Regions from separate parts of the Homo sapiens genome. Here region 1 is linked to region 2. A link is an interaction called in ENCODE POLR2A ChIA-PET data of the cell type or tissue named here. Cell type or tissue: CD4-positive, alpha-beta T cell. All regions are shown on one strand. Each heading gives the region's core, and the rest is flanking DNA. Links, peaks and the distances in the headings are about the cores only. Region 1 has its middle 8.4 kb from the start of SPATA31G1. Region 2 has its middle 7.3 kb from the start of RECK.

The links. ChIA-PET counts read pairs that join two places held together with the same protein. Peaks named below come from ENCODE experiments on the same cell type or tissue, not always from the same donor. Only the 100,000 strongest peaks of a DNase experiment are listed, where the experiment ranks them.
Region 1: POLR2A ChIA-PET joins it to region 2 with 5 read pairs; 1 of 35 experiments calls an interaction of 5 or more read pairs at or near these places.

Annotation. Positions count from the first base shown.
Region 1 is chr9:35,027,694-35,040,085 of GRCh38, reverse strand. No RefSeq gene overlaps it. Among named protein-coding and RNA genes, the nearest start is that of SPATA31G1, 8.4 kb to the left of the region's middle. In CD4-positive, alpha-beta T cell, for the core only: no CTCF peak of the experiment used is centred there; a DNase peak (open chromatin) is centred at 3,625; H3K4me3 peaks cover 953 bases.
Region 2 is chr9:36,023,408-36,035,799 of GRCh38, reverse strand. No RefSeq gene overlaps it. Among named protein-coding and RNA genes, the nearest start is that of RECK, 7.3 kb to the left of the region's middle. In CD4-positive, alpha-beta T cell, for the core only: no CTCF peak of the experiment used is centred there; a DNase peak (open chromatin) is centred at 5,839.

The DNA.
Region 1 (12,392 bases), core at 227-8,226, 990 kb after region 2:
CCTGTGTAAATGTGCTAGGGCAGAGAAACTATGCCCCATTATGGAAATTGAAGGTATTTCAGTGTGGCTGTAGTTTTGGATGGAGGTTGGGGAAGTGGTAGGAGATGAACCTAGAAAGACAAGATCACAAAGTCCCTGAACACCAGGCTAAGAAGTTGGAACTCTGTCACTTTTCAATGTGAAACCATTGAAAAGTTTTAAACAGGGAAGTGACAAGATGAAGTTTGTGTCTCGGAAATAACATTCTAGTGAGGGTAAAGACACAAAAGGCAAGAGGTTAGGTGAGTCTTGCTTTAGTTAAATAAAAACTAAAGTGAGGCCTGAACCATGTCAGTGATGGTGGGCATGGGAAATATGGATTCAAGTAGAACTCCAGAGATAAAATTGATTAGACTTGTTTACCAATAGGATAGGTTGGGGGAGAGAGGAAATTGAGGGTGACTCCAAGATTTCTGACTTGGGAAACTGGATGTTTGTTGGTGCAATTTCACTGAGATAAGAAACAAAGACCTGGGAACCAAGTTATGGTGGTTGGGGGGCGGTGATGGGTTCCATTTTAGATATTTGAATTTGAGGTTCTGGTGTCACCTCAAGGTAAAGCTAGGCAAGGGACAGATACATGGATCTGAAGCTTGGGAGAGCAGTCTATGGGGGGGATGTAGATTTGACCTCTAGCAGCATATATGTAGCAGCTGAAACCATTGAAGGGCATAAAGATGACCTACTTATGTGTAACATTTGGCCCAGACAGTGCTTTTTAACTGTGACCAACGGTGGTTTTTTTTGTTTTGTTTTGTTTTTTTTGAGATGGAGTCTCGCTCTATTGCCCAGGCTGGAGTGCAGTGGCGCGATCTTGGCTCACTGCAAGCTCCGCCTCCTGGGTTCATGCCATTTTCCTGCCTCAGCCTCCTGAGTAGCTGGGACTACAGGTGCCTGCCACCGCACCTGGCTGATTTTTTGTATTTTTAGTAGAGACGGGGTTTCACTGTGTTAGCCAGGATGGTCTCAATCTCCTGACCTCGTGATCTGCCTGCCTCAGCCTCCCAAAGTGCTGTGATTACAGGTGTGAGCCACCGCGCCCGGCAGCCAACGGTGTTTTTTTTTAAAAAAAAACTTTAATGAGTAGCCAATATTGTAAATCAGTAGATCGTACATAATATTTCCAACTTAAAATCTGGCAACACTGGACTTATATTCCCACAAAGTAAAGGCTATTTGGAGCTAAGTAGCAATTGCTCCCTTTGGAATGAACTTGTGCTCTCCAGTTCACTGCAGTTCTCACCCTGTTCTTAGAGTAAATGCCAAGACTGGGTATGGTGACTACTCACACCTGTAATCCCAGCACTTTGGAAGGCCAAGGCAAGAGGATTGCTTGAGACCAGGAGTTCAAGGCTGCAGTGAGCTATGATCATGCCACTGCACTCCAGTCAGGGCAACAGAGTGAAATCATGTCTCTTAAAGAAAAAAAAAAAAAAAGTTTATTGCCAAGACTAAGGGCTCGTTGCTGTTGATCATTGTGCCTATGATTTTGTTTTCTTCCACTTGTTTATTTTTACTAATTTATATTATCTGCGTGGTATTTGAATTTGCAACCACTAGTTGAAGAAGGTAAATTGAGTCCTGATGGAAGACAGAGAAGGTAATACTCAACACTTATTCTGTGCTTGTTTATTTACATTATGGCAAGATAATTTACCAGTTTCTGTCTCCTACTCCTTGCCAGATGGGATGACTAGTAGGATAAAAAGATAACTTGGCTTAATTTTCTTCCAGGAATACTGGATTTCTTGTCTCATGTGATTGCTTGTTTGTTTTTTTGGGACAGGGTCTCACTTTGTCACCCAGGGTGGAATGCAGTGGCATGATCTCAGCCCACTGCATGCTTGACCCCCCAGGCTCAAGTGATTCTCCCATCTCAGCCTCCCAAGTAGCTGGGACTGCAGGCACACACACACCACACCTGGCTAATTTTTGTATTTTTTTGTAGAGACAGTGTTTTGCAATGTTGCCCAGGCTGGTCTCGAACTCCTGGGCTTAATCGATCCACCTGCCTTGGCCTCCCAGTGTTGAGATTACAAGCATGAGCCACCACACCTGTCCTGTCTCATGGGATTGTTAGTGGCTTTGTGTTTCCAAACCAAAAAAAAAAAACCACCCAGCTAAATTAAATTCCCCTCCACACAGAACCTGGATAAAGTTGTAGAACAGTGGGGCAATCTCAGCTCATTGCAAACTTCACCCACCAGGTTCAAGCGATTCTCCTGCTTCAGCCTCCCAAGTATCTGGGATTACAGGTGCCTGCCAACATGCCTGGCTAATTTTTGTATTTTTATTAGAGATGGCATTTCACCATGTTGTCCAGGCTGGTCTCGAACTTCTGACCTCAGGTGATCCGCCCACCTCAGCCTCCCAGAGTGCTGGGATTATAGGCGTGAGGACACCATGCCTGGCCATGACTTCTGATAGGGAGTGCTGATTTAATGGCTTTGGAACTAAGCATCTAGCACTCTGTCTTGGGAGCTGCAGAGATCTGGTGTGCATACTTGGCAGAGATGCTATGAATCTGCCTGCCTTTGAATGGACCATATGGATTTAGACAATGGTCATCCCAGGAGCAACCATGACAGACTGAAGACCAGAGTCTCTTTTTTTTTTTCTCTCTTTCTTTATTTTATTTTTGTATTTTTTAGAAATGGGGTCTTTCTATGTTGCCCAGGCTGGTCTCCAACTCCTGGGCTCAAGTGATCCTCCCGCCTCAGCCTCCCAAAGTTCAGGGATTACAGGCCTGAGCCACTACACCTGGCCCAGAGGCTCTTTTCTAAGTTTTTTTTTTTTTTGTCAATGTACAACATGCTAAAGAGGGAAATGGGCCCCAATAAATGGTTGATGTTGGTTGTCTTTCCACCCTAGTAAATGGGGTTTTGAGCCCGAGTTAATTTAATTTAGAAAAATTAAATAATGTGTTGTTTTTTTTTTTGCTCCTCAGTGATGTGGAACACATTTATACTCTAACATTTATTATCTCATTTAATCTTTTTTCTTCTTTCTTTTTTTTTTTTTTCTGGCTTAAACAACAAGCATTTATTTCTCATAATTCTGGAGGCTGGGAAGTCCAAGATCACGGCCTCCTCAACTTCTTTTCCCCTCCACCCCCAGCAGCCAGCAGGTCTCAGAGGAACCAGAAGACATCAGATGGTAACTTTTTATCATTAAAAACCATTACATCCGATCTGCTTCTGTCCTGCTACTGTGGCTGGTGCCCCACTGGAGACCTCCCTTGACTCCCAAGCCGGGATGAGTGCCCTTATCACTGCTTCCCCAACCCCCACACAGCGCTTTCCACACTACGTTGTAACTTGTGGCTTAAATATGTCCTTTCAGACGGCAGGAACCTGGTACCCAGTTTACTGCTCTAACGTCAGCAACTGGCGCTTAGTATCTGGTTAGGACTCAGCAGTGAATGAACAAACTGTGAGCGTGGTTTTGGAGAGGCCCAGCCCAGTCTGCTCAGGGACGGAGCCTATCTTGGGGCAGGGCCGTCAGTGGGCGCTCTCAGGCTTCCTAGCAGCGGCCTCCCCGGGTATCTCCTCAGGAGGCTGAAGGCGCCTTAGCTTCCTTGATATGAGAGCTGAGCATTTAAGCTCACAACCGAGATTCGGGCGGAGCGCCCAAGAGGCATTTCCGCTGCAGGACCCGCCCCACCTCCCGGGCTTTCGGGCTTGTGGGACCCGCGCCGCCTCTCCAGCGTCCTGGTGGAGCATCGACGCGCAGCCACAGCCTCCATCGGAACTCGCGGGTTCTTCCTCGCCACCCTCCCCTCTGCCTTTCCCTTCTGCTATTCCTCTCTCCTGTTCCGCCCTCTCCGTAGGGATGTAGTGTTAAGGGCCCGGCAGCAACCCAGCTCCAGTTGCCACCTGGAGTTGGACCGGTCTCATCGAGTGTCTGAGAGGCCCAGCGTCCTGGCAGTGGCAGGACTGGTCAGTACAGTGAGATCTCACGGAGCCGCCCTTCCGTGAGGGGCTTGTGGGGCCGACGTCCGCTGGAGGGATAATGCCCACGGTCCTGGGGGAATTGTTTCCCAGGGGATGAGGGAGTTGTGAGGCCGCAGTGCCCCTGGTGGGCTGGTGGGAATGGGAAGTAGGAGCCCCGAAAAGTCGCATGGGTCAGAGTGTCAGCGGCCAGAGGTGAGATCGAGTCCCGAGGGGCAGAAGCTGAACCTGCCCTGCCGGCCCAGGATGGCATCTCGGAGGCCGAGCCATGGTGAGGCTTCTGGCAGACAGGAGAGACTGCAGGCTTCTAGAAGGCAGGAGCCTCTACAGCAGCTGCCTTCACATCTAGGTATTGGCACATGACTGCGTTTTGTGAGGGGCTCCTGTATGTCAGGTCCTGTGTTTGATAGGAACTCTAGCTATGTCCTGATAGAGGTGATAGGAAATGTTGTTTGTTTTAAAGTTTTCTCCGTTATTATAATATTATATAGTGAATTTGGAAAATGTGGAAAGGTAGAAGGAAGAATTTCATCAACCTCAAGTTTCTATATTTGCTGTTTCTATAGCAATTTGATGTATTTATTTCCAGACCTTGTTACTCTTTTTTTTTTTTTTTTTTTTTTTTTTAAAGACGGAGTCTCTCTATTGCCCAGGATGGAGTGCAATGGTGCAATCTCGGCTCACTGCAACCTCTGCCTCCCGCGTTCAAGTGATTCTCCTGCTGCGGCCTCCCTAATAGCTGGGCGCGCCATCACGCCTGGCTAGTTTTTTTGTATTTTTAGTAGAGATGGGGTTTCACCATATTGGCCAGGCTGGTCTCGAACTCCTGACCTTATGATCTGCCCGCCTCAGCCTCCCACAGTGTTGGGATTACAGACGTGAGCCACTGTGCTCGGACTTTGTTACTCATATTTTTATATTGTTTAAATCATATGTAGTGTTTATTTTATTTTATTTTATTTTATTTTTGGGACAGAGTCTTGCTCTGTCGCCAAGGCTGGAGTGCAGTGGCGCGATCTTGGCTCACTGCAACCTCCGTCGCCAGGGTTCAAGCGATTCTCCTGCTTCAGCCTCCCAAGTAGCTGGGATTACAGGCGCCCACCACCTTGCATGGCTAATTTTTTTTTTTTTTTTTTTTTTGCTGCTGTGCAGTAGCACGATCTCAGCTTACTGCAACCTCCGCCTCCCTGGTTCAAGCGATTCTCCTGCCTCAGCCTCCTGAGTAGCTGGGATTACAGGCGTGCATCACCACACCCGGCTAATTTTTGTATTTTTAGTAGAGACGGGGTTTCATCATGTTGGTCAGGCTGGTCTTGAACTCCCGACCTCATGATCTGCCCGCCTCGGCCTCCCAAAGTGCTGGGATTACAGGCATGAGCCACCGTGCCTGGCAACACCTGGCTAATTTTTGTATTTTTAGTAGAGATGAGGTTTCACCATCTTGGCCAGGCTGGTCTCAAACTCTTGACCTCGTGATCCACCTGCCTCAGCCTCCCAAAGTGTTGGGAGGCCAGCCCGTAGTGTTTTTTAAAGGTAGGAAAGCAGTTAACATTTTATTATAAACCTTTTCTACACTCTGTAAACTTCCTAACCATTTTTTTTTTTTTTTTTTTTGAGGCAGAGTCTTGCTCTGTTGCCCAGGGCGGAGTGCAATGGCTCAATTCTGGCTCACTGCAACCTTCGCCTCCCAGGTTCAAGCAATTCTCCTGCCTCAGCCTCCTGAGTAGCTGGTATTACAGGCATGCACCACCAAGCCTGGATAATTTTTTTCTTTGTTTGTTTTTTAGATGGAGTCTTGCTCTTGTCACCCAGGCTGGAGTGCAGTGGCATGATCTCAGCTCACTGCAACCTCTGCCTCCTGGGTTCAAACAACTTTCCTGTCTCTGCCTCCCAAGTAGCTGGGATTACAGGTGTCCGCCACAATGCCCGGCTAATTTTTGTATTTTTAGTAGAGACGGGGTTTTGCCATATTGTGCAGGCTGGTCTCGAACTCCTGACCTCAGGTGATCCAACTGCTTTGGCCTCCCAAAGTGCTGGGATTACAGGCTTGAGTCACCGCACCCAGCCTAATTTTTATATTTTTAGTAGAGACGGGGTTTTCCATGTTAGCCAGGCTGGTCTCAAACTCCTGGGCTCAAGCAATCAGCACACCTCGGCCTCCCTAAGTGCTGGGATTACAGGTGTGAGCCACTGGCGCCTGGCCTAAACATCATTTTTAATGACTATGATATTTTTCCAAAGTGGATATACTGTAATAATTAACCATTCTATTTTTTTTTACTTTTAGATGGTTTCCAATTTTTGATACTGTAAGACTTGCTTAATATCTATACATAATTATATTTTGCTTATGAGCATTTTTTAAAAACCTATAAAACTTGTCATGAATTTCAGATTATTTCCTAACCCTGAATTCCACACTTGGATCATTGTGCTTCTGTCTCTCCTTAGGTGAATTAGCCACTTTTGTAGTTAATTATTTCAGCATTGACTTCTCATATGAGCTTCAATCTCATAAATCCAGTTGCTTGATAAGCATCTCCAAGCTTGATTCGCCATAAGTACTCAGACCTAACATCTTCATTATTTAGGGCATTATCATCTGTCCCAATGTGGTCTTCCTGTTGTATTCCCCAAATCAATTAATATCACCTAGTCACCCAAGCAAGAAACACAGGAGCCATTCTATGCTGCTTCCCCTTCATCCTTCCCAAAAGTAATCACCAGCTTTTGCTAATTTTAGCTGCAGTTTCTCAAATCTGCCTCTCCTCCCACCCTTACAGACACCCTGGTAGTTCAGACGCTCATCATTTCTCCTGTAACCTGTGCAGCAGTTGATCTGTAGCTGATCCTAGCTGATCTCTGTTCCTCCAGCTTTGCCCATCTTAAATCCTTTTCCCTCACTACTAACAAAGCAGTCTACATAAAACAAAACTGATCATGTTATTCCCCTCCTTAAAGTCCTTCAGTGAGGCCATACTTCCTACGTATGGTATACAAAGCCCTCTATCTCCTGATATGCTACTTCTTCAGCTTCTCTTGCTCTTTCCTGCTCTGCATTTATTACTCTAGTAACAGAGGACACTTGAAGTTTTCCCTGAGTCCCCCATGCTGTTCAGTGTGTCCATGTCTTTGCTTATGATTTTGATTTCTTGGTATGGAATGCCCTACCACTTTTTTCCACCTAATTCTTTTTTTTCCTTCATATCCTGATGGCATTATATCTTGACTAATTATTTTTATTTTTATTTTTTTTGAGATGGAGTCTCACTCTGTTGCCTGACCTGGAATGCAGTGGTGCGATCACTGCAAGCTCCGCCTCCCGGGTTCACGCCATTCTCCTGACTCAGTCTCCCAAGTAGCTGGGACGACAGGCGCCCATCACCACGCCCGGCTAATTTTTTTTTGTATTTTTAATAGAGACGGGGTTTCACCATGTTAGCCAGGCTGGTCTCGATCTCCTGACTTTGTGATCCGCCCACCTCAGCCTCCCAAAGTGCTGGGATTACAGGTGTGAGTCACCGCACCCGGCCTATCTTGACTAATTCTTAATTGTCCTTCTAGCCCAACTCAAGCATCATATCCTCAGGGAACTTACCCTGAAGGTCCAGGTTGACCTAAATGTCCCTTCTTTCTGCTTTACATACTGCTTATCTCTGCCTTTCAGTTAAAACACTTTAAACGTATTTACTTCATATACTATTTTTTTAATTTTAATATCTGCAGTCTGTGTATGTCTTACATTTCAGTTTGTAGTCTCTCTTGACTCTGCTCATGGTTGTCTGTTTCCTTGTATGTTTGATATTTTATTAGGAATTCATATTTGGTTAAACTTCAACTTTGGGAATCCTGAGAGGTCTGGGTTGAGATGATTTGTCTTGGTTTCTTCTGCGTGCTAGGGAACACTATCTTTTATTTATTTATTTATTTATTTATTTTTAATTTTTATTTTTTGAGACAGAGTCTCCCTCTGTCTCCCAGGCTAGAGTGCGGTGGTGCTATCTCGGCTCACTGCAGCCTCTGCCTCCTGAGTTCAAGCAATTCTCCTGCCTCAGCCTCCTGAGTTGCTGGGATTACAGGTGCCTGCCACCACATCCAGCTAATTTTTGTATTTTTAGTAGAGACAGCGTTTCACTCTGTTGCCCAAGCTGGTCTCGAATTCCTGACCTCAAGTGATCTGCCCACCTCGGCCTCCCGAAGTATAGGGATTACAGGCGTGGGCCACTGTGCCCAGCTGGGAACACTATCAACCTAGGACTGTATTTCTACTTATTTCTTGAATTGGGGTTTATCAGACTCTGAGTATGGTGTACATTCAAATGCTGGAACTGCATGAGACTAGGGCTATGATTATAAATGATTAGGGAAAATGATTAATGTTATTAGTCCTTTCCACCCCATTTTGCCATTTTTGTCTATTTCTCAAATGTTTCTCTCCTCCCTATTCTTACTATTACCAGGGACAGACTGGTTTTCTTGTTGGTTCACGTTACCAGTATGCAGATTTTTCTCTTCACCTCATCAACAGGTGATATAGCCCTTTTGGGTGCTTGGCTTTAAGTACAGTTCTTAGATTCAGCTCCTCTACTTTGTCAAGTCTAAATACTATTCCTCAGTGATGCTGATAACCAGCAAAGTTTTAGTTTCTATGTTGGGCATATTTTTGGGGCAGCCCTGTAAGGATGTGCTCCATGGTACAATGACTTCATGCGTGCAGGTCTTAAGTGGATCCTAAGATAGGATCTTGGATCCTGAAGATAGTTCAGAATATTTGCAGGAGAGCAGAGTCCCTCAACACCCATTCCTCAGTCACCTTCCCTTCTCAGGTGTCTGTGGGTCAAATGTTTCCTTTGTAGTTGAGCTAATCTGGAGAGCACTGCTAAAATGTTAGAGTCTAAGTAAGCTCTGTACCCAGGGGATAAAATGTTACTGGACAGAGCATACATGTATCTGTTAGAGTGAGATTCTTTGCTCTTTTCAGTAAAGGACTACTGACTCAAAATCAATTGAAGATCACATACAGGAAAACTTTGAGGTTTTTTTTTTTTTCTTCCTCAAATCATGGGAGAGATTTTCAAAGAAGAAAAAATAGAAAATATTTTAATGCACTTTAAAAATACAGGTTTGTCTGCACCATCTGTCAGGTAAAAAAAAATGAATTTTAGGGAAAGAGCACAGATGTTTATTAATTCAATGTAGAAAGTATATTACTGGCTGGGCCAGGTGTGGTGGCTCACACCTGTAATCCCAGCATTTTGGGAGGCCAAGGTGGATGGATCATGAGGTCATGAGTTCAAGACCAGTCTGGCCAGGATGGTGAAATCCCATCTCTACTAAAAATACAAAAATTAGCTGGGTGCGGTTGTGGGTGCCTGTAATCCCAGCTACTCGGGAGGCTGAGTCAGGAGAATTGCTTGAACCTGGGAAGTGGAAGTTGCAGTGAGCCAAGACTGTGCCATTACACTCCAGCCTGAGCGACAGAGCAAGACTCCGTCTCAAAAAAAAAAAAAAAAAATTATATTATTGGCTGGGAGCAGTGGCTCACACCTATAGTCCCAGCACTCTGAGAGGCTCAGGCAGAGGATTGCTTGAGGCCAGGAGTTTGTTACCAGCCTGGGCAACATAGTGAGACCCTGTATCTACAAAAAAAATTAAAAGATTATCCAGGTGTGGTAGTGTGTGCCTGTAGTTCAGCTACTCAGGGGGCTGAGGTGGGAGGTGACATAGCAAGACCCTGTCAAAGAAAAAAAGAGAGAGGAAGGAAGGAAGGATCATATTAATTTATTTATAATGAATGTCTGCCTTAGTTTATTTAGTGTTGCTATAAGGAATACCTGAGGCTGGGTATTTATAAGGAAAAGAGGTTTATTTGGCTCATGGTTCTGCAGCATCTGCTTCTGGTGAAAGCTTCAGGCTGCTTCCACTGTGGTGGAAGATGAAGTGGAGCTGGCATGTGCAGAGATCACATGGTGAGAGAGGAAGCAACGGGGGAAGTGAGGTGCCAAGCTCTTTTTAATAACCAGCTCTCACTGAACTAATAGAGTAAGTTGTGTTACTTCAAGGATGGCACCAAGCCATTGGTGAAGGATCTGCCTCCAGGATCCAAACAGTTACCATTAAGCCCCACCTCCAACACTGGGGATCAAATTTCAACATGAGGTTTGGGTAAAGGATGTTCCAGTAAAGGACTGCTGACTAAAAATCAATTGAGGATCACAAACAGCGACAGATTTGGATGTTTGGGACAAAGAAGCATGCTGCCCCTGGCCTTCCAAATCTCATGTCCTTCCATACAAAATATAATCATTCCATCCCAATAGTCTCCAAAAGTCTTAACTTGTTCTAGCATCAACTTATAAGTCCAAAGTCTCACCTGAGACTTAAGTCAAGTTCCTTAAAGCTATGAGCCTTTAAAATAAAAATCAAGTTATTTACATACAAGATATAATGGTTGTACAGGCACTGGGTAAACATGTTCCCATTCCAAAAGGGAGAAATTGGCCCAAGAAAGGCGTAACAGGCCCAGGCATAGTGGCTGAACAACTGTAATCACAACACTTTGGGAGGCTGAGGTGGGAGGATCGCTTGAGGCAAGGAGTTGGAGACATGCCTGGGCAACATAATGAGACAGGTCTCTACAAACATTTTAAAAATTAGCTGGGTGTGGTGGTGTGCGCCTGTAGTCTCAGCTACTTAGGAGAATGAGGTGGGAGGATTGCTTGAGCTCAGGAATTTGATGATGTAGTAAGCTATAATGGTGCCACTGGACTCCAGCCTGGGAGACAGAATGAACTATGATCGTGCTACTGCACCTATATATATAGGTGTGTGTGTGTAATGGACCTTATGCAAATCCAGAACCCAGCAGAGCAGACATTAAATCTTAAAGTTCCAAAACAATCTCCTTTGACTTCATGATCTGCATCCTAGGCACACTGGTGTGAGGGATGGACCTCAAAGGCCTCAGGCAGCCTCACTCCCATGGCTTTGCTCAGTCCATGTGGCTGTTCTCATGGGTTAGGTTGAATGCCTACAGCTTTTCCAGGCTGAGGTTGCACACTGCCAGTGGCTCTATAATTCTGGGGTCTGGAGGACAATGGCCCTGCTTCCACAGCTCCACTGGGCATTGCTCTAATACAGGTCTCTATGGGGGCTGCAATCTCACATTCCTGATTGTCATTACCTTAGCAGAGGCTCTCTGTGGTAGCTCTGCCCCTTCAGCAGGCTTCTGCCTGGACACCTAGGCTTTCTGATGCATCCTCTGAAATCTAGGTGGAAGCCACCAAGAGTTCTCCACCACTCTTGCATTCTGGGTGCCTGCAGACTTAACAACATGTGATAGCTGATAAGACTTATGGCTTGTGCACTCCAGAGCAGCATCCTGAGTGGCACCTGAGGTTCTTTGAGCTGTGGCTGGAGCCAGAGTGGCTGGGATGTGGGAGCAGCATCTCTAGGCAGCACAGGGCACAGAGCCCTGAGCCTGTCCTCCAAAAACCATTCTGTCCTCCTGGACCTCTTAGCTTGTGATGGGAGAGACTACCTATCTTCTGAAGTGCCTTTGGGGACTTTTCCCCATTGCCTTAACTATCAGCATGATTAACTTTTAGTCATGCTCTCTTGCAAGTCATCTCTCTTGCAAATGGTTGCTCCACAGCACCCTTGGATTCCTCTCCTGAAAATGCTTTTTCCTTTTCTATTACATGGCCAGACTACAAATTTTTCAAATTTTTATATCTGCATCCCTTTAAATTATAAATTCCACCTTTAGATCTGTGAAAGGTAAATAAATGTCAGACCTCAAAATCACTAATCCAAGGGGAAAGTCAAGCTAGGAACTGTGTCAGGAAAACCTGCCTCTCATTTTGTTTGTAAAGAAGATAGCTACAAAGATTAAAAAAAAAAAAAAAAGCTACATACCTCCCTCACAATTTTCCCACAGCAATTTTTTGTGGGCCTCAAGATCTTTACTCTAAAACAGTTCTGTTGAATTTCACCCGGGCAATGTAAACTGATAGCTTCTTTTCACAGGTGTGGGACAGGAAGTCATCCCTCTGAGACAAATGCATATCTGATTGCTTCCTCAGCCCTATTGTTTATGTAAAAATGCAGATTCACTGAGCCAGACTAAATTGTGTATTCAGTGAAAGGCTGATCAAGGATTCAAAATAATGAAATCTTTTGTTTCTTATCTACCTATGACCTGGAAGCCCCTGCTCCCCCAACTTCAAGTTGTCCTGGCTTTCCAGACTGAACCAATGTACATCTTACACATATTGATTGATGTCTCGTGTCTCCCTAAAATGTATAAAATCAAGCTGTACCCCAACTGCCTTGGGTACATGTCATCAAGTCTTTCTGAGGCTGTGTTATGGGTGTGTCCTTAACTTTGGCAAAATAAACTAG
Region 2 (12,392 bases), core at 2,688-10,687:
AAATTCTCATGAAGACACCTGGGGCTAAATTACTTAAAACATTTTTAAAATTCCTTAATATTATTAAATATCCAGTCATTATTTACATTTTTCTTATTGTCTCATGATTTCTTTTTACAATTTTTCAAGTTCTAAACAAAATCCATATATTAAAGTTGGTTTTTATGTTTTTGGGCTCTTACATTTATCCTCTCTTTCGAGTTTACAAAAGGAAAACATGAATAAGTTAAAATATCTAAAACATCTCCTCTGATGACTCTGTTGCTTCTGTGTACAAGGTAAACTGAGGCACAATAAAATTTTAAAGTTTACTTCAGCACGCGGTGATTCATGAATTGAGAAGCTGCAAACCAGAAGTGGTTCTGGGGCTCAGCTCTGTCGAAGAAGCAGATTTTTACAGAGTGAATGGGAAAGTAATAAAAAGAAAATATTTGATTGGTTACAGTTATAAAGTTGCCTTATTTGGTCTATCCCACTAAAAAGCCTCTAGTTATACAAGTTTGTGGACTACTTCTGATTGGTTGAGCTTGTTCTGTTTTTCTTTAATATATGCATTTACAAGAAATAGCTCAGATTAACTCAAGTAAGTTTAAGGTCACTTATGAGGACTAAATTGACTATCTGCTCAGGAATTCTGCAGACCTGGTCTTCATTTTAATTTATTTTAACAATTCCCCTCTGAGAGTAATAGTACCACTATTGACACAGTCACTGGGCCAAAGAGTCATGATGCTATCATTATTAACAGTTGCGGCTGGGCGCAGTTGCTCATGCCTGTAATTCCAGCACTTTGGGAGGCCAAGGTGGGAGGATAACTTCAGCCCAGGAGTTTGAGGCCAGCCCAGGCAACGTTGTCAGACCCCCATCTCAATTAAAAGAAAAAAAAAAATAAGTAGTTACATTGGGATGTAGAATCACATGTAGGCTTTGGCAGTTGGGGTAAGTTCTTCAAGTTGTCTAATCCTGATGGCAATCATTTGATGTGTGGCTGCTGGAAAGCATTAAAACTCTTGACAGGGGCTGGGCGCGGTGGCTCATGCCTGTAATCCCAGCACTTTGGAAGGCCAAGGTGGGTGGATCATGAGGTCAGGAGTTCAAGACTAGCCTGGCCAACATGGTGAAACCCTGTATCTACTAAAAATACAAAAATTAGCCAGGTGTGGTGGCGCGTGCCTATAGTCCCAGCTACTCAGGAGGTTGAGGCAGGAGGTTGAGGCAAAGTAGACCTTATTTTTTAGAGCCGTTTTAAGTTGACAGCAAAACTGAGTGGAAAGTACAGAAGGTAGACAGTCCCTGCCCCCACATATGTAAACCTCCCCCCACTGTCAGCATCCTGCACCAGAATGGTACATTTGTTACAATTGATGAGCCTACATTGACACATCATCAACCAAAGTCCATAGTTCACATTAGGATTCACTCTTGGTGTTGTACATTCTGTGGGTTTAGACGAAGGTGTAATAACATGTATCTACTCTTATTTTTTTTATTTTTTAAGATGTAGCTATCAGAAAACTTAAAATTACACGTGTGAGCCCAAAGTGAACCACAAATGTAATTATGTTTTTCCTGAGACAGGGTGTCCTTCTGTTGCCCAGGATGGAGAGCAGTGGCACAGTCCTGGGGCACTGCAGCCTTGAACTCCTGGCCTGCAGTGATCCTCCCACCTCAGCTGCCTGAATAGCTGGAACTACAGGTGCATGCCATCATGCCCAGCTAATTATTTTATTTTATTTTTTGTAGAGATGTGGTCTTGCTATGTTTCCCATTCTGTTCTCAAACTCCTGGACTCAAGCAATGCTCCCGCCTCGGCCTCTCAAGCTGTTGAGACTACAGGCATGAGCCACCATGCCCAGCCCCAATATGCAATTTTAAGCACTGTAAGAGTAGTGTAATTATCTTTCATTCTAAAAAAAGGTTAATGCTTAGAGATGAGTACGATATTTTAAAGAATGTTACTCACCAATGATTTTGTTTTGAGCCAAAAAACCATGGTTCTCAAGGTCTTGCACCTTTCCTCCTCTTCTTCTATCTCTGACTTCAGTTCCTACTGTTTCTGTCGTGTCCAGCCATCACCTCCAGCCAATCTTGCTCAGGGCCTTTCCCTAACTGCTCCATGTAACTCCTGCCTCAGGACCTCTGTGCTTGGAGTTCTTTCTGCTTGGAATTAATTTCTCCCAGATAGTTGTACACTCTCCCTTTTCTTTTTTAGGTCTTAACTCAAACGGCCTTCCTTAATTGCCCTTCTTAAAATTAAAACTCAACCCCACCTCTGAACTTCTTCTCCCCTTTCACACTTTATATTTTCAAAAGCCATGATTACCTTCTACCATATTAATAGGTTCTAATATATAATATTATAAAATATACTACTTACTTTCCCAAAGTGTTGCTTGTTTATTATTTGTTTCCTTACTTCATGAGGGCAGATATTTTTGTCTGAGACTACAGACTATCCTTATTTCTTTTATACATACACACACACACACACACACAAACTTTTTTTTTTTTTTAAATGAGACAGGGTCTTGCTCTGTCACCCAGGCTGGAGTGCAGTGGCATGATCACAGTTCACTGAAGCCTCAACCTCCCAGGTTTAAGTGATCCTCTCGCCTCAGCCTCTTGAGTAGCTGGGACAACAGGTGTGTGCCACCATGCCCAGCTAATTTTTTTGATTTTTTGTAGAGACGAGGTCTCACTATGTTGCCCAGGCTGGTCTCGAACTCCTGGGCTCAAGTGATCTTTCTGTCTCGGCCTTCCAAAGTGCTGGGATTGTAGCTGTGAGCCACCATTCCTGGCCAAATATCCTCATTTCTTAATTGCTTCCTGCAGCAGAGCCTGAATCTGTTTCAGAAAGAGAAACTTTTAAAATTAAGAATATGGCAGATGTTTAAGTAGTTTTAATTAAATAGGAGTATTGTTTTTTAGAACTTTTGCATAGTAAATTTCTAAAGCCAATCTTTAATGGAAATACTTTTTCTGACTTTGTTTAGCCTGAACATATTTGATCATGATTAATTGACCTAGCTTAATAAGGAAGAGGTCCATTTTGAGTTAGTTAACTAAGACTTTATGGCATCTGATTTCATATGTGTACAGTAGGACAATTTTGTGAAATATTAATGTATTTTCTGTTCCCAGTAATTCCTTCATTAGAACTAAAACATGAGGGCAAGGCATTCACATCTTCAGAGATGATCATTAGAGTAGAAAAATAGTCAAAGAGGACAACTCCTAGCTTTTGGTTTTAAAAAACATACACTTAAAATTTCAGGCAGAGACAATGGCTTTAAAGAGAAAAAGCCTTTGAAATATCAGAACGTGGTCTATTTTATAGCTGAGAGCATAAAATATTTGTATGAAGAACAGACATGGAAGAATACTATGATTAGTCAGACACAGTCCCTCCTACCCCCTCAGTCCCCAGCAATTTGATTCACTCTGATGTGGAAGGAGGAGAGCCACTGGAGGAAAAGAAGGCGTCTCTGGTCTCCTTCTTCTGATGCAGTGGGGTGGGACATAGAATCCCCAGAAAGGCTTGAGACTACGAGATAAGAGGGGATCTGATTCTCCTTGCTGTGTGGAGCTCAGGAAATGACAGACCTCATAAAATTCATCTGCACTTAACACGATGTAGGTATAGAGTAGAAATGGCTGCAAATGTGTCCTGTTTCATGCTCCACACAGAAGAGCAGCCAAATGTTTTTTTGCCCCTCAAGAGATGCAAGGTAGGAGACAGCTGAGAGCCTGAAGCGACCTCAAGATTGGAATGAGGAGGCTGTATCTGTTATTTGAATCATCTGTACAAATGGATACCAGATGAGAATGCAGATGTCAACAGGGATTGATGATGATGACTGAGGACCACATGTCCTGTCTTCTTCTCCAGTCCCAGTTGCTGGCTTTGGCTCTATATAGACCTCTCAAAGCTGGGGAGGGGTTTGTGAGAGGCCTTGACTAAACTGAGATCCCACTGAACTTACTGAGATTTAGTTTTAGTCATTCGGCAGGAAGGGGATATGCAGAGTCAACTAACTGTCCATTGAAGATTTGATCACCCCTTCTAGAAGTGGTTGCTTGAAAGCAACTACCAGCCAGAGACATTTTCCAATTGCTAGTGTGTCATGTTCACTGTTAATTTAATAACTGGGAGTAAGGCCTTGGAGAACGAAGGGTCCCTGTGCCTCGGAGCAGAATTGGCATATCTAACATCCACACTGATGCCTACAGTAAGATCTAAGAGGAGGAAGAAAAGCCCTACTCCTAGGCATCCAACACCCACGTTATGAAATTCAGCATTGAGACCTCAGCCTATGATGCTGGTACAATATCCTGCCAGCCTCCAATAAGCCCTCTAAAGACGTAAGCCTGTGAATATAAAATTTCCACCCCCCCATTCTTTACTCTCTTTGGCAGTTTATTTTAGTAATTTTTGAACTTAAAACTATTATTTTTTATTTTTTAACTATAGAATCATTCCTTTCCCAAAAAAATCTTAGAGTTCTGCTATATAAACAAGAAAAAAGTTGTGTTGTATTGCTACACTTATTTTATAAGTTCAAATTTATAGCAATTATGTAGTTCAAAGTCAGTGAATGAGAGTTCAAAGACAGTGAATGAGAATTCAAAGACAGTGAGTAAGATTTTGATAAATATAAAAACTTGAATTCTGGAATTATGGATGACTGTTGCAGTCACACATGTTCCAGCTTCCGATTTATTTAACGCATTTTCTTTTTGTTGCCTGCTATAGAGAAAATCCTGATTCATAGAGATGAGTACCTTGCCAAGGGTCACCGTTTTTGAAATAACTTAACTTGCAATCCCACACAACTCTTTATTTAAATTAAGATGGTATCCTGAAAATGAAGCACTGAGAAATTTCTGTTTAAATATTGGTTCATGAAAACTTATGTCCACATAAAAACTTGCACATGGATATTTATAGCAGCTTTAGTCCTAATTGCCAAAACTTGGAAGCAACCAAGATGTCCTTTAGTAGGTGAATGGAGGAAAAAAAGACAACAACTTTGGTGCATCCAGACTGTGGAATATTATTCAGTGCTAAAAAGAAATGAGCTATTAAGTCATGAAAAGACATGAAGGAACTTTAAATGCATACTACTATGTGAAAGAAGCCAATCTGAAAAGGCTCCATACTTTATGATTACAAATATATGACATTCTGGAAAAGGTAAAACAATAAAGACGGTAAAATGATTAGTGTTTGCCTGGGGTTGGGGGAAGGGAAGGATGAAAGGCAGAGCACAGAGGATTTTTTAGGGCAGTGAAACTAATCTGCATGATACTGCAATGGTAGATACATGTCATTATACACTTGTCAAAACCCATAGAATGTATTCTATGGGTACACCATAGAGTAATGTATACACCAAGAGTAAACCCCAATGCAAATGACGGATTTTGGGTGATGATGTGTTGATGTAGGTTAACCAATTGAGACAAATGTACTACTCTGGTTGATAGTGGGGGAGGTTGTGCATATGTGAGGACAGAGGATGTGTGGGAGCCCACTGTACTTTCCACTCAAGTGTGAACCAGAGTGTGCTAAAAAAGTTTATTAATTTAAAAAATGTTAGATGTTAAAAATCTGAAAAAACTGATTCACTAATATGACAGCTGCTCAAATTTCTTATCACACATTGAAAAGAACCAAAGATGTAGCAACCAAGACTTATGTTTAATCTCGATGCTATTTATAAGGTAGTAGCAACCAAAATTTGTGGTTAATCCTCATACTATTTATAATGCACATTATTTTTGTGTGACATGTTCTCTTGTTATTGTGCAATTGGCTATGATGCCATAAAAAGAACATGCACCAAGCAGATGATTCATAGCCTTGCCCAACACTTAATTGAGAACAGCACATATTTGTACTTCTTTGTATAATTTTACATGAGCTATGTGCATAGGCTTGGATTAAAGAAAGATCATTCCACATCTGAATCTATTCTAGTAATAAACAGAGAAAAGAGAAAAGATAAGTGCAGAGCCACACTTTTTTCGAATCAAGGACATTTAAAGAAGATTGCACAGAGATGGCAGGAAAATAATTATTCCAAGTTCTAATCAAAAGTGAGTCAATTCGACAGGACACATGTTAATGTGGTAGTAGCTTCTAGCATGTCAAAAATTGAAAAACAGAACACATTCGTGTATGTCCACTGTCTTGCATATTAAAAGTTATTTAGAATAGCTATATTTTTAAAGAAACTCAAATTAACTACTTGTGGGATGTGACGGACCTCCACTGGGGAAAAATTAGATTCTTGTTTAATCAGGTTATATTATTCCAGAGTTTTGTATAATGTATGTTTCAACATATCTATTTTAATTCTGATACCTTCTTTCTCTCCCAGAATAATGAATCACACTCTCTTCTACAGCTGGTATAAATATGTCATTGTGTTCTTTTTTAGCTTTTTGTAATCATAACAGCATTTGTTGTTTAATCCAGCTGAAGTTTATGGAAGTATATGGTGTGATTTATGGATCAAAGGCAACCTTCATTCAATTGAATGTTGTTGCTGTTCCACTATTTATTAAAACATGATTCCTTCTTTAAGCTATTAATTTTGGTCTGATGTATATGGATTAAATTCTTACAGTTTGGATTCATTTTTCTGGTATCATGAATATGAATGATTTGCAAAACAAAAATCCAATGGTGTATAGTTCAATAATTGTTACCCCGCATATAAGTTCAAATCTGGTAGGAAGAATCTGACATTGTGATCTTCAAAAGATCCTTGTATTGTTCCATTATTCTTCACTAGCAATTTACAGTGTTCAGCAGAGTCTTTTGGATAATTTAAAACACCAAATAACTGTGTTTATAAGGCCAGATTTCCTATCAGCCCTACTTCAAACATAGTGGAATTTGAATCTTTGGGGACAAAGCCCAGCAATATGTATATTAAATAAGTTTTTTTTGTTTTTGTTTTTGTTTTTGTTTTTGAGACAGAGTCTTGCTCTGTCACCCAGGCTGGAGTGCAGTGGTGTGATCTCTGCTCACTACAACCTCTGCCTCTTGGGTTCAAGCGATTTTTCTGCTTCAGCCTCCTGAGTAGCCGGGATTACAGGCATACACCATCACATTTGGCTAATTTTTTTTTTTTTTTTTTTTTTTTTTTTTAGTAGAAATGAGGTTTCACCATGTTGGGCAGGCTGGTCTCGAACTCCTGACCTTAAGTGATCTGCCCACCTTGGCCTCCCAAAGTGCTAGGATTACAGGTGTGAGTCACCACACCCGGCCATATTAAAGAAGTTCTTTTGTTTGTTACAATTTGAGAGCTTCTACTTTAGGAATAAAGGTCACTTTTATTGTATTTCTTTCCCCAAATCCCTAGCCAATCCCCCTGCTTTCCTTTATACTCTTATACTAGTCTTGATTGGATGCAGTGGCTCACACCTGTAATCCATACTTGGGAAGGTCCATGCGGGAGGATTGCTTGAGGTCAGGAGTTTGAGACCAGCCTGGGCAATATAGCAAGACCCCTAACTCTACCAAATATATATATATATATATATATATATATATGCCTAACTCTACCAAATCTATCTATCTATCTATCTATCTATCTATCTATCTATCTATCTATCATCTATCTATCTATCTATCTATCTATCTATCTATCTATCTATCCCAGGCATGGTGGTGTGTGTGCCTGTGGTCTTAGCTGAGGGAGGCTGAGGCCAGAGGATAGCTTGAGCCTCAGGAGTTCAAGGTTGCAGTGAGCTGTGATGGTACCACTGTACTCCATCCAGGCTGGGCAACGCAACAAGATTCTGTCTCTAAAAAAAAAATAAATGAAAACAAAAAGAAAACAGTCTTATACTTTTATTCTTGACTTGATCTGTCATGTCTGGAATTATGATTATTCTCAATTATTTGATATTTGTAATTATTATGAATACAATAGTATTCCTTGTTTTTTTTTTTGTTCTTAGTTTGTGTTGTTGCTTGTTGAACACAGGAATGTATATGTAGGTATGTGGGAATACAATCGATTTTGGGGAACTTATTTCTATTTTCTAACTTTTCTGAACTCATATTACTGCTAACAGTTTTCTGGTTAATTTTTAGAAATACTGTAATGGGTTTTCTGCAAAAATTGACCCATATTTCTTTCTCTGCTATATTTACGTCTCTTATTTTGCACTTGACCACATTTTTATATCTATTTGCACTTGGCTACATTTTAGAACTATTTGAAATGAGAATTAGGGTGGGGACAGTGTATAAACTAAAGAAAATTACTAGTTCAGTCAGCTAAAAAATTACACATAACAATTCAGATAAGAATGAGAACTGAAGAAAGAAGTTGCTTCTTTTTTAAAAAAATTGACTTTACTGAGGTATAATTTGCACACAATAAAATGTACCCATTCTAGGCCGGGCACGGTGGCTCACGCCTGTAATCCCGCACTTTGGGAGGCCGAGCGGGGAGGATCATGACGTCAGGAGTTGGAGACCATCCTGGCTAACGCGGTAAAACCCCGTCTCTACTAAAAGATACAAAAAATTAGCCGGGCGTGGTGGCGGGCGCCTGTAGTCCCAGCTACTCAGGAGGCTGAGGCAGGAAAATGGAACCAGGAGGCGGAGCTTGCAGTGAGCTGAGATCACGCCACTGCACTCCAGCCTGGGTGACAGAGCTAGACTCCATTTCAAAAAACAAAAAAAGGTACCCATTCTAAGATTCAGTTCCATGAGTCTTAAGAAATGTATGCTCTTGTGTAACTACCATCACAAAATCAAGATATAAAATATTCCCACCACTCCCCAAAGCTTCTTCATGCCCTTGCAATCAACCCCGCACCTCACCAGGCTCCAGGCAACAACTGGTATGATTTTTGTCACCATATATTAGCTATGACTTTTCTAGAATTCCAATCATACACCATGTACTCTTTTGTGTCTGGCCTCTTTCACTTAGTATAATGTTTCTGAGATAATCCTATGTCTTAGCATTTTTTGGGTATTTTGTTCCTTTTTACTGCTGGGTAGTATTTCATTGTATGGATGTACCTCAATTTGTTTATCTTTTGACTTATTGATGAATATTTGGGTTATTTTCAATGTGGGGCTATTATGAATAAAGATTCTATGAGCATTTGTGTACATGTCTTTGTATGGATGTATATTTTTATTTCTTTTATGTAAACACTCATGTCTCAAGATGTATTCGAGTCATCTTAATTTATGTAGATGACCGAGTGAAAATACATAGAGGCCAATGCCTTTGAAAGAAGATTTTTATTATTTACATTTCCCAAGAGGAGAGGTCACACCATTCCATGCTGGGGTCATGTGGGGAAGCACCAAGGTTTTTTCAGGAGGCAGAAGCAAGAGTGAGGGGAGAGCCTAGGCCAGAGACTCTATTACAGTTTCCTTGGGAAAGGCAGGGCAGGGGTGGGTAGACAGCATAGGATTGAAAAATATGTGGGCTCTGGGCTATGAGGGTGGTCTCTGGTTGTCCGATACATGGCCCTGGGTGGTTTAGGGCAGGGAAATATTGGTTGGTATGTGAGTTAGATAAGGAGGTGGTTCAGAGTATAGGCTCTGGATCTCAGAGGAGATGTAAACAACTTTGGTTGTTAGTTTGGCCCTGAAATTAACGGATGTCAAATAGACAAATGCAGAATCTAAGAAAATACAAAACTCAAGACTTGAACTATTGTCACAAGGAAGTGTATGTTTAACTTTATAAGAAACCAGTAGCTGTTTTCCAAAGGATTGTACCATATTACATTCTCATCAGCAATGTATGTGAGTTCTAGTTGCTACATGTCTTCCATAACACTTGGTATTGTCAGTCTTTAAAATTTTAGACATTCCAATGAGTGTAGGGTGAAATCTCATTGTGGTTTTAATTTGATTTTCCATAGTGACTAATGACGTTGAACAATTTTCATGTGCTTCTTGGACATCTATAAATCTTTTGTGAAACTCCTTTGTGAAGCATCTGTTCAAATCTTTCCCACATTTTCGGGGACTGCCTTCTTATTGCATTGTGAGAGTTCTTTACATATTATGGATACAAGTCCTTTATCAGATATATGCATTGCAACTATTGTCTGTCAATCTGTTGCTTACCCATTCATTTTCTTAATGGTATTGTCCGAAGAGCATAAGTTTTAAACTTTGGTGAAGTCCAATTTGGCACTTATTTCCTTTAGGGTTCATGCTTTTTTGCATCTTAAGAAACTTTTGCCTATTCTGAGGTCACAAAGATTTTCTCCTGTGTTTTCTTCTAGACTTTCCGTAGTTCTAGCTTAAGCATTTATGTCTATGATTGATTTCAAATGAAGTTTTGTGAATGGTGTGAAGTAAAGGTCAAGGTTCATTTCTTCCCCCGTATGACTATCCAGTTGCTCCAGAAACATCAACGCCCAACTGGCTTGGGCCTGCTTTGACACTGCTGATACAATGGACCCCTGAAGATGTGGCTAATATTCCCATTTGTTCTAAATCTTTCCATTCAATGGCCTTGACCCATTAAATGGAAAGATTTAGTAATGGGGTCACTTCATCACTCACCATGGTGATCCTGCTGACAACATGATCAGATAATATGTCCAACCACCCCTGTATCCTTCTAATGGGGACAGGAATTCTGGACCCCTTTCATGTGCCATCGGGGCTGAGAGTGTCTTGGAATTGGTGGTCTGTTGCAGGCCCAGTCCTTCTGGGCTTGTAGCATCCATAAGATGTTGGTCATTCTGGAGAAGTAAAGAACCATAAATATTCATGGATTCGCCCTTAACAAATATGGACTTTCTATCAGAGGTTTTATTTTCTCAACATCACCCACAACCTCTAGCTTGGGCACCAGCCCAGGATGGAGAAGGTGTTAAATTCCTCCCTATCCAATCAATAGAATCTTACACTAGTTCTATCTTTTCTGATTATCCTCTTCAATCTGACCAAGCTTCTAGCTAAGAAAGCACTCCATTTCTCCCTAAGGACATTGGAAACCTTAATTATTATATCGTGAATTCTCTTGCCTATACCTTTTAGTAAAGATAAAGGTAAACCCAAACTGCTGATAACCCCCAATTTTGCTCTTAATCTATAAAAGAGAAATTCTGGATTTTTAAAAACTCTCTTTTCTCTCAGAAAGCCTAATTTTTTTGAGATGAGGTCTCACTCTGTTGCCCAGGCTGGAGTGCAGTGGTGCAATCAAGGCTCACTCTGTGCAGCTTTGAACTCCTGGGCTCAAGTGGTCCTGCCCCAGCCTTCCAAGTAGCTGGGACCACAGGTGTGTGCTGTCACACCCAGCTAGTTTTAAATTTTTTTGTAGAGATGGGGTCTCACCATGTTTCCCAGGCTGGTCTGAAACTCTTGGCCTCAGGTGATCCTCCTGCCTTGGCCTCCCAAAATGCTGGGATTACAGGTGTGAGCCACCATGCCTGGCCAGAAAGCCTAATTTTTAAGATTATTGTCTAATTTGACACTCTAAGAGAAAAACAAACGTTTCATTCTAGGGAGTCTTTGTTCATCTCCATGAATTAATGAAACTATTGATTGAATAGGGGGAGCAAATGGGCAACTTGATTTTGGGAATATAAAACCACACTGGTCAAGGGTATCTCTTCTGGCAGCATGAACAATTAGATTCTCTGAGTATTCTCGTCTTGCTGAGTGTGAAACACAACTGAGCATGCTGAATAAAATGTAAAAACATTTTTTTAAAAGGTACTGATGAGCTTTCCAGAAACTAAGGGATACTCAAAGGCCAAAAATTAAGTGAAATCTGCAACCCAGAGACTTAAAAGCATTGACATTTTAGGCTTTTGCTATGAGGGAATTTGCCGGGCTGATGAACACCTCACAGGCTTGCTGATGCCCAAGGGCTTGGCTCACAGTAGGAGACTTGCGCGAGGACGTCTTCCTACCCTGCCTCTTCCTTCAGCCCTCCTGCCCTGGTCCCACATCTTCTAGGGCTTTGCTCCTCAAAGCGTGGCCTGCAGAGTTCAGCAGCATAGACATTACCTGGAAATCTGTTAGAGATGTAGAATGTCAGACCCTACCTCAGACTCACCGAATCCTTATCCACATTCTCAGATAACTCATGAAAACATTCAAGTTTGAGAAGCACCTATCTCAGGAGCTTGCAGAAATTTCAATTGTCAGCTTCAGCAATGTCCACCAGGTGGCAGGTTTGCAGCAGGCACAGGTAGCTAGAGCTGCAACCAGCCACCCAATTCTGTAAGTGGCACTGGAAGTTAGGAACAATTGCTCACGAACTGTGGAGGGAATGAATGGAGGGGCGACCCCAGAGGAGACCCCTAATCAAAGAGTGGCGGGTGGTGGGGTGCGAGCCATGAGTTCCCCCTCTCTGGCAGTCCCCAGTTGTATTGGCTAG